Linked DNA regions of Homo sapiens: region 1 is linked to region 2. The links are chromatin contacts, found by Hi-C or POLR2A ChIA-PET in ENCODE. All regions are on one chromosome and are shown on one strand. The core of a region is the stretch at or near the end of the contact, and the rest is flanking DNA. Distances in the headings are between cores, read along the strand shown. Region 1 overlaps MIA3 (MIA SH3 domain ER export factor 3). Region 2 holds the start of DISP1 (dispatched RND transporter family member 1).

Region 1 (3,487 bases), core at 639-3,138, 160 kb after region 2:
TACAAATTGAAGGAAGTACAAGTCAAGATTACACATTTCAGCAGAGGATTAGAAACTATAAAAGTGAAAAATAGTGAAACCAAAAAGAACTCAATGATTTTAGCAGATTAGACAACTGAGGTGAGATTTTTAGCACATTGGAAGATAGGTCAGAAGAAAACATCCAGAATGAAGCATATTCAGAATGTAGGAGGCATTGGGCGAGGGGTAGGGGTGGGAGATCCTAGTATGTTGAATTGGATTCTCAGGACAAGTGAGAATAAGATAGAATTAATATGTGAAAAAAGAGGCTCCAAACTCAAGAGATGTTTATAACCTCAAGCAGTATAAATGCAAAAGAAAAAGCAGGAGGGTAGGGTGGAAGGGTGATGACAAAACCCTACATGTAGGCACCTCCCAAGAAAACTGCTGAAAAACCAAAAAGAAAATGACGAAAGGCAGCTAGGGCAGGCATAAAACATTTGAAAAAAGAGAAAAGAGAAAATAAGAATGATAATAGATTCCTCAAAGAAACTTTAAAACTAGAGGATAACTGGTTATCTTTAAAGTGCTGATACTAAACAACTATCGAAATTCCAGAACCAGCAGAAAGATCCTTTTAAAATGGAGTCAAACTAAAGACATTTTCATACAAAAGTAAACTCACTGAACCTGCATTAAAGTATATTCTTTGGCCGGGCGCGGTGGCTCACACCTGTAATCCCAGCACTTTGGGAGGCCGAGGCGGGTGGATCACGAGGTCAGGAGATTGAGACCATCCTGGCTAACACAGGTGAAACCCCATCTCTACTAAAAATACAAAAAAAATTAGCCGGGCATGGTGGCGGGCGCCTGTAGTCCCAGCTACTCGGGAGACTGAGGCAGGAGAATGGCATGAACCTGGGAGGCGGAGCTTGCAGTAAGCTGAGACCACGCCACTGCACTCCAGCCTGGGCGGCAGAGTGAGACTCTGTCTCAAAAAAAAAAAAAAAAAAAAAAAAGGGAAAGAAAGTCTGGAGATACGTGATTAGCTAGGGGACTGGCATAAAAGATGACAAGGGCCTGAATTAACACAGTGACTTTAGGGGTGGACAGTAGAGTACAAACCACACATGGAGACTGAATGAATTTTGGGGAAGTTGAATAAAACACTGCCACATCAATGGGTTAACTGTATCACGAAGAAAAACAGTTGCCATTTACGTAATTCACATTACTATTGGAGGCAGAGAAGTGCTCTTTTTTAAAAAGTAATGAAATGAGGAATGTCTCTCTGAAGCAGGACAGGCATTTATTTAGAGCTGGCCTGAACAAAACCTGGAAAATCTAAACTGGCTGCCTGGTGAGCAAAGAATTAGAGAAAAAGTTAATGGTATGGTTTCAATATTTAATGGCATACAGCAGTAGCAGTCTAAGCATTTAAAAAAGTTAAATTTGCTTAGCAAGAGAGGCCTCCTCACACACTGCCATATACACCAAAGAGTAAAACATAAGAGCAAACACAAATAGCAACTGCCACAGATAACCTATTTTTAGAGAATTCAGATGTTTTTGTGGACAAAAAACTTGAACTATAAAAATATACCTCTCAAAAGGTACCTCGCTCGAAATTTGAGATATGTATTTCAGAGGATTATTATCTAAATATACACACCAAATAGTTCTACATTCAAAACTCCTAATATCTTTGCCACAATTATGTTTAGTTTGAATATTTTACTCTGTGAAGTCCAAAACTAAATGTACCTTCAATAAGTAAATTTTCCTTTTTTGAAGTTTTTATTCTACTAAAACACGTCATACAAATCCCTCAGACTGTTTAAAGGAAATTACATAATTGACCACAAAGAAAGGAAAGTGAAACAAGTGGCGGAGCCACAGACAAGGCATGGCCAGATCTTCAAAAGAGAAGCACTCCCACAGCAGCGACCGTCAGTACCAGTACACTGCTCCCCCTTAAGTGAGTTACAGGCAACAGTTTTTGACTACTGGTTAGAAAGGAAAGAAAAATGCAGCTTATGAGAAACAAAGCAGAAAGAAAGAAAGACAAATTTATACTAATTACAGATGCAAAAGAGTACAATCCTGAAAAACGATAACATTATCTATATTAGTACACATTTATTTACTGACATGACAATACAGTTAACAGTAAATGATGATAATCTTACTTTTGCAAAGCCATCTCCTTCTGCTGATAGAGCTCATTCAGAATCTCCACTTTCTGCCTCAAGGTTTTGCATTCATCTTCCAGTCCAGCTTTGGCAGCTTGTAGTGAGTTGCGGTCATCTTCCAATTTCTTTACCTGGTCTGTAAAGGATAAAACATTTGAGTTCCATATGTGTGCACAAGAACTTGAGAACTTGGTTGGGGGCTGGTGCTGAGAGAAATGAGAAGTATGAAAGCAGGAAGCCGCTCTTTATCTTTCTAATGCAATTTTGTATCTTTCCAATATATAGCAATTTCTTCTCAAGAAGCAACCTACCTTCCAGGTTACATTTAGTGGACACGGAGGCTCTTAGCTTAAGCTGTAAAAGCTTTAGATCCTCTTCAACTACCGATATTGCAGTCTGTGTCTAAAAATTGCAGAAGAGACAAGTATTCATAAAAGTGAGGCATAGTAAAAGTATTCACAGGCAATTATGGGACTCTAAAAACGATTATACCCGAGAGACATCCATCATCTGCTTAATTTGATTTTTCATCTTCTCATTCCGGTCACCTAAAAAACAAAAGGCTTTCTTTCATTGCTTTTTCTTCCCTTGCTTTTTAAATCTATATTTTCTTGATTTACCCAAAACTAAACAATTGTCATGTTCAAACATTTAAAGAACAAACAAAAACAGAAAAGGATTAGACTGACTTTTAAGAGAACTGCAAACTTAAGACTGAAAAAGTGAATTCCCATTTGTACAATAAACATGTTATACATGCCATTATTGAGCAAGAAGAAACATGTGAGATAAAGCTCTTTCTTCCATCTGGGCTTAGTGTCTTATTCAGAAAGATTCCCTCCTATTCTCCTCCAGAATCTACTACCAGGTGTGGTTTAAAACACCCACTACACAAGCAATATCCAACTTGAGAGAGGGCATCTAGAAACATTTTCCTCATCAGTAAACACTGCAACACTATAGCCTCCACTCTCATGGCCTTAGTTTATGGATCCAACCACCTCAGTACTCTCAAAACCAGTTGTGGTTTTCTTTCATGGCCTTAGTCAGTTTATGCCTCCAACCACCTCAGTACTCTTAAAACCAGTTGTGGGCCTTAAAACCACACAGCTACTGAGATGACAAGTTTTAAAATGTTATCTCCATGAAATTGAAAAACAAGTTTCTACTACTGTATGTGTCCAATACTTAGAGGTGTAAGACATGACCAGTGCAGCTCCCGTGCACCCTTCTAGTCTCAATGTGAAAACAAAGTCAGTGTTCACTGCATGCTTACTGCTACACCTCACCCTAGCAATCCACCTCTGCCCAATGCAAACAGACACACATTCAAA
Region 2 (3,485 bases), core at 354-2,853:
CCATCAAGAATTTATAAGCTAGCAAGATATCGCAGTACCAATAAATATAAAATGTTCTAGTTTTCCTGAATTAGTTCAAGTCAGACCACCAAATCAGATCTAAAAGTTACCTGTACTAATACAGTAATTTTTAAAACAAAAACTTCTAACATTTGAAATGTGAAACACCTGAAACAAGCAAAGCAATCATCAGATCTCACCCTCCATCAGTGACAGTGTTATGATTCTTCCTAGCTACCTTGCTCACTTTGTGGCAAAAATCCAATTCACTTACTACCTACTTAAAAGCTAGGAGAATCTTTGTAATTACACTGAGTGAAACACTATATTATGTAGATTAGGAAGCACATATTAATCACATCCAATAAAACATAAATGCAAGGTAAATAATAACTAAATCAATAATTACCTTTGGTAATAATAATGAGCCCACATACCAAACACTGGCCACTGGGGAAAACTAAATGTGCTAATGTGCGTGTAACAACAGATCTTGGGTTATCAATATTTTTAAAAAACACTGACAATGGCAAATATTTATATATATATATATATATATATATATATATTTCCTTACAGCAGAAATAAAAAGGAACAGTAAAATCTTAAGAACTGCTAGTAATTTGCTGCACCCTGATGTAAAATTGCCTTTATTGGTTAAACTAAAAGACTAAACCCAACAAAATAGCTTTTAGAAAAAATGTGTTAGAAAGTTGGACAGAAAAACAATGAGTTGAAACTGCAAACATTGACAGCACTGGCTTTCCATGTGATTATCACCATAATTCTGAACGCATTTAGTTCATCCCATGACAAGGGAAATAAGACAAGCTAAACTCTGCAGGGTAGAGAAGAGTCCAAAAGGAAAACTTTGGTTGTCTTCCTTGGGTGAAGAGAACTCTCAACTACTATCAGTTTGACAAAGACACGCAGAATCTGGGTGAAGCAAGAATTCGAGCGGTCCCTAGGAATATACAATATTTTCCCGAAATCCACACGCGCGGAGCGGGATATATTTCTAAAAACAAAAAACAAACTGCATGAATTGCAAATGAAGCAATAGGAGTTCAGCATCCAATAGGTGGCTGGTCATCTTTCTGGTTCGTTAGGTCAAGACGTCCTTCTCACCTACGACCCTCAGAGAAGGACTGACTCCCTCCTCTGTAACCTCTCCCTGGAAGCCAACCTTTGCCATCTCCTGCCATCCTCTCAGTCAATCCGCCAGGACCCGGGACACGCCCCCACGAATGACTACTTTCCTCCGAGATGCAACTCTGCCCCGTGTCATCCGCAACCTCCAGTCTCAGGGCCTCTTTGGCCTCAGGGTCCCCGGTGCCTCCCTCCTCAGTCCCTAAAGGCTGCCCTTAGGGCTCTCCTGGTTCCCCGTTCTCAGTCCTGGCCCTTCTCTCAAGCCTGGGGTCCCGGATTTCCCTCCACACGCGCGGGAGATGCCGACTCTCCCGTCCCTACCCGGTCTCCCAGTCCCGCGGCGCCGGGCGGCGGCGCGCCGAAAGGCATCCACTGAGGAAACAAGTGCCTGCAACGTTCCGGCTGCGAACTCACCTCCAGTCCGGGCTCTCGGATGCTGGCCCGGAGCCGGGCTTCCGCCTGGCGCGGTCCGCGTCGCGAGCGGGACCGGAAGTCCCGCCCCTCGCCCGCTCCCGGCCCGCTCCCGGCCCGCTGGCCTCGCTTGACTACCGCTCCCCGGGAGAGGGATCGCCGGCGGCGGGCGACGGGCGGCTGGCAAGGGGCAGAGGGCAGAGGGGCTTGGCTTGAAAGGGCGAGGCAGGCGCCAAAAAAATTCCCTCTCGCGCTCCTGCTCTTTCTAGTGTATCCATCGACCAGTGTGCAAATGCTTGACCAAGCGTCTATTCTGCCCAAGCCCAGTGAGGCACAAGATGACTCAGACACTGACCTCTGTCCTCACAATCTAGTTAAAAGTTGACATAAGTAAAAACAGAAGTAAATCACGCCACAAGACAGTGTTTCTTCTTTCATTATTCAGATTATTATCACCTGCTATATAGGCCTGTGAACAACCAGGCACTGCTGTAGGGGCTGGGGATAGAGCGAACAGAGGACAGCCCCACTCTCGTGAGGCTTACACTCAGGGCGAGGAACTAGCTATAGAATAAATCGAACAGCGGCGGCTCCCTCGGGAGGCTTATGCACAGAAACAAAAATATATAAGCAATGAAACCATCAAGTGTTAGAGGCACTCTGGTGGTGCTGTAGGGAACGGTGCAATGTAGAGAGCTGGGCGGAGAAGGCTTTCTAGAAATAATGACTCTTCAATTGAGACTGAAATAAATGATGAATAAGAGTTAAAGGACAGGCACAGTGGAGAAGGGCATGCAGAGAAGAAGGACGTTATGGAGTGAGAGCTTGGCTTGTACCGGTAGCTGGCCAGGAGTTAAGCAAAGTGTCAGATGGCAGATGCAAGAGCAAGCATAATGAGAAGAGACAAGGCCAAATCATGAAGAACGTTGTGCCCTATGCTTAAAAATTTTGGACTTCAGAGACTCCGTGCAACGGAATCCGTGGGGTCATCTAAGGGAATAGACAAAACAGTGAGTCATGGGGTTGACTAGGGGGATTGTCCTAGTCATCAAAGAAAAATAATACATCATGAATAGCATGTTTTATCCTTGAGGGTGCTTTCTTGAACTGCCATACCCAGATGTAAAGGCAATAGACGGCTACCACAACCCTATAAAGGCAGGACCACAAGGGATCATACCCCTCAGGTTGCTGCATTGAGCAAATCACCCCAACCAACTGAGATGCTAACTGAAGTCACAGGGAACTATGGAATGGGCCCAGAAGAAAGAAGCTTCAACACCAGCTACAGTAATGAGGACTGTTGCATTTTTTGTTTGTTTTCTTTGCTACCAGTGTTTAATAAATACTCTCTTGCACACCAAGCCCTTTCTTTGCCTTTTTAAAAAGGAATGGTATAATACATACATTTTTCTTTTTTTCTCCTTTTGCCAGCAAAAGGCCATACATTGCAATATATGGAGATAGGATTACAGTAGAAGAAAATGAGGAATGGATATCGTGTAGAAAGTCTGTACTTAGAGGGCATAACATCAACTCTAAGTGAAGTAAAAGGTCACGCGTTTGGGTTTTCTCCCATTGGGAAGGTTAGTAGTCCATTTGTGGTGATACTTGAAATAACTGATTCACATAGCGGCAAGGTGTATTTTTGAAAGGATGGAAAGAAGAGAGTGTGTATGTGGTGTGATGTGGGGGGTGTGTGTGTGTGTGTGTGTGTGTGTGTGTGTGCCCACGCTGGGTGCCAAGAAGTAGAATGTAATAGACACTCTGTGAAATGTTTCCTTATAGCTTCTCACAATTCCTTTTTTTGTAGGAATGGCTGAAATACATAGAGGCAGTCCTTTTATGGGCCACATATGCACAAGCGACCATGTCCTAGTGTGACCAGCTACTCTGGTTTGCTAAAGACAGGGGGATACCAGGAT

Evidence for each region. Hi-C counts contacts between places; a loop is a spot of excess contacts on that map. ChIA-PET counts read pairs that join two places held with the same protein, here RNA polymerase II (POLR2A). Pooled maps may share reads with other maps.
Region 1: a map with no recorded cell type shows a loop between it and region 2 (5-fold over the local background). The contact joins the enhancer-like site here to the promoter of DISP1 in region 2. A Hi-C loop is called at or near these places in 1 of 168 maps with a recorded cell type or tissue (CD8-positive, alpha-beta T cell), 7 of 37 single-sample maps with no recorded cell type and 12 of 50 pooled maps. POLR2A ChIA-PET finds 5 or more read pairs at or near these places in 1 of 52 experiments (activated B cell).

Annotation. Positions count from the first base shown.
Region 1 is chr1:222,653,457-222,656,943 of GRCh38, reverse strand. It overlaps MIA3 (MIA SH3 domain ER export factor 3), which reads right to left. Exons shown (of 28, transcript NM_198551.4): 16 at 2,646-2,701; 17 at 2,465-2,555; 18 at 2,151-2,289. Among named protein-coding and RNA genes, the nearest start is that of MIA3, 37 kb to the right of the region's middle. RefSeq lists an enhancer at 1,733-1,972. Within about 2 kb of position 1,888, at least 10 of the 41 ENCODE cell types and tissues checked have a DNase peak (open chromatin) inside an H3K27ac peak, as active enhancers do; they include CD8-positive, alpha-beta T cell, where a contact is called at or near this core.
Region 2 is chr1:222,813,157-222,816,641 of GRCh38, reverse strand. It overlaps DISP1 (dispatched RND transporter family member 1), which reads right to left and starts at 1,603. Exons shown (of 9, transcript NM_001377229.1): 1 at 1,564-1,603. RefSeq lists silencers at 1,643-1,742, 1,833-1,912 and an enhancer at 2,153-2,212.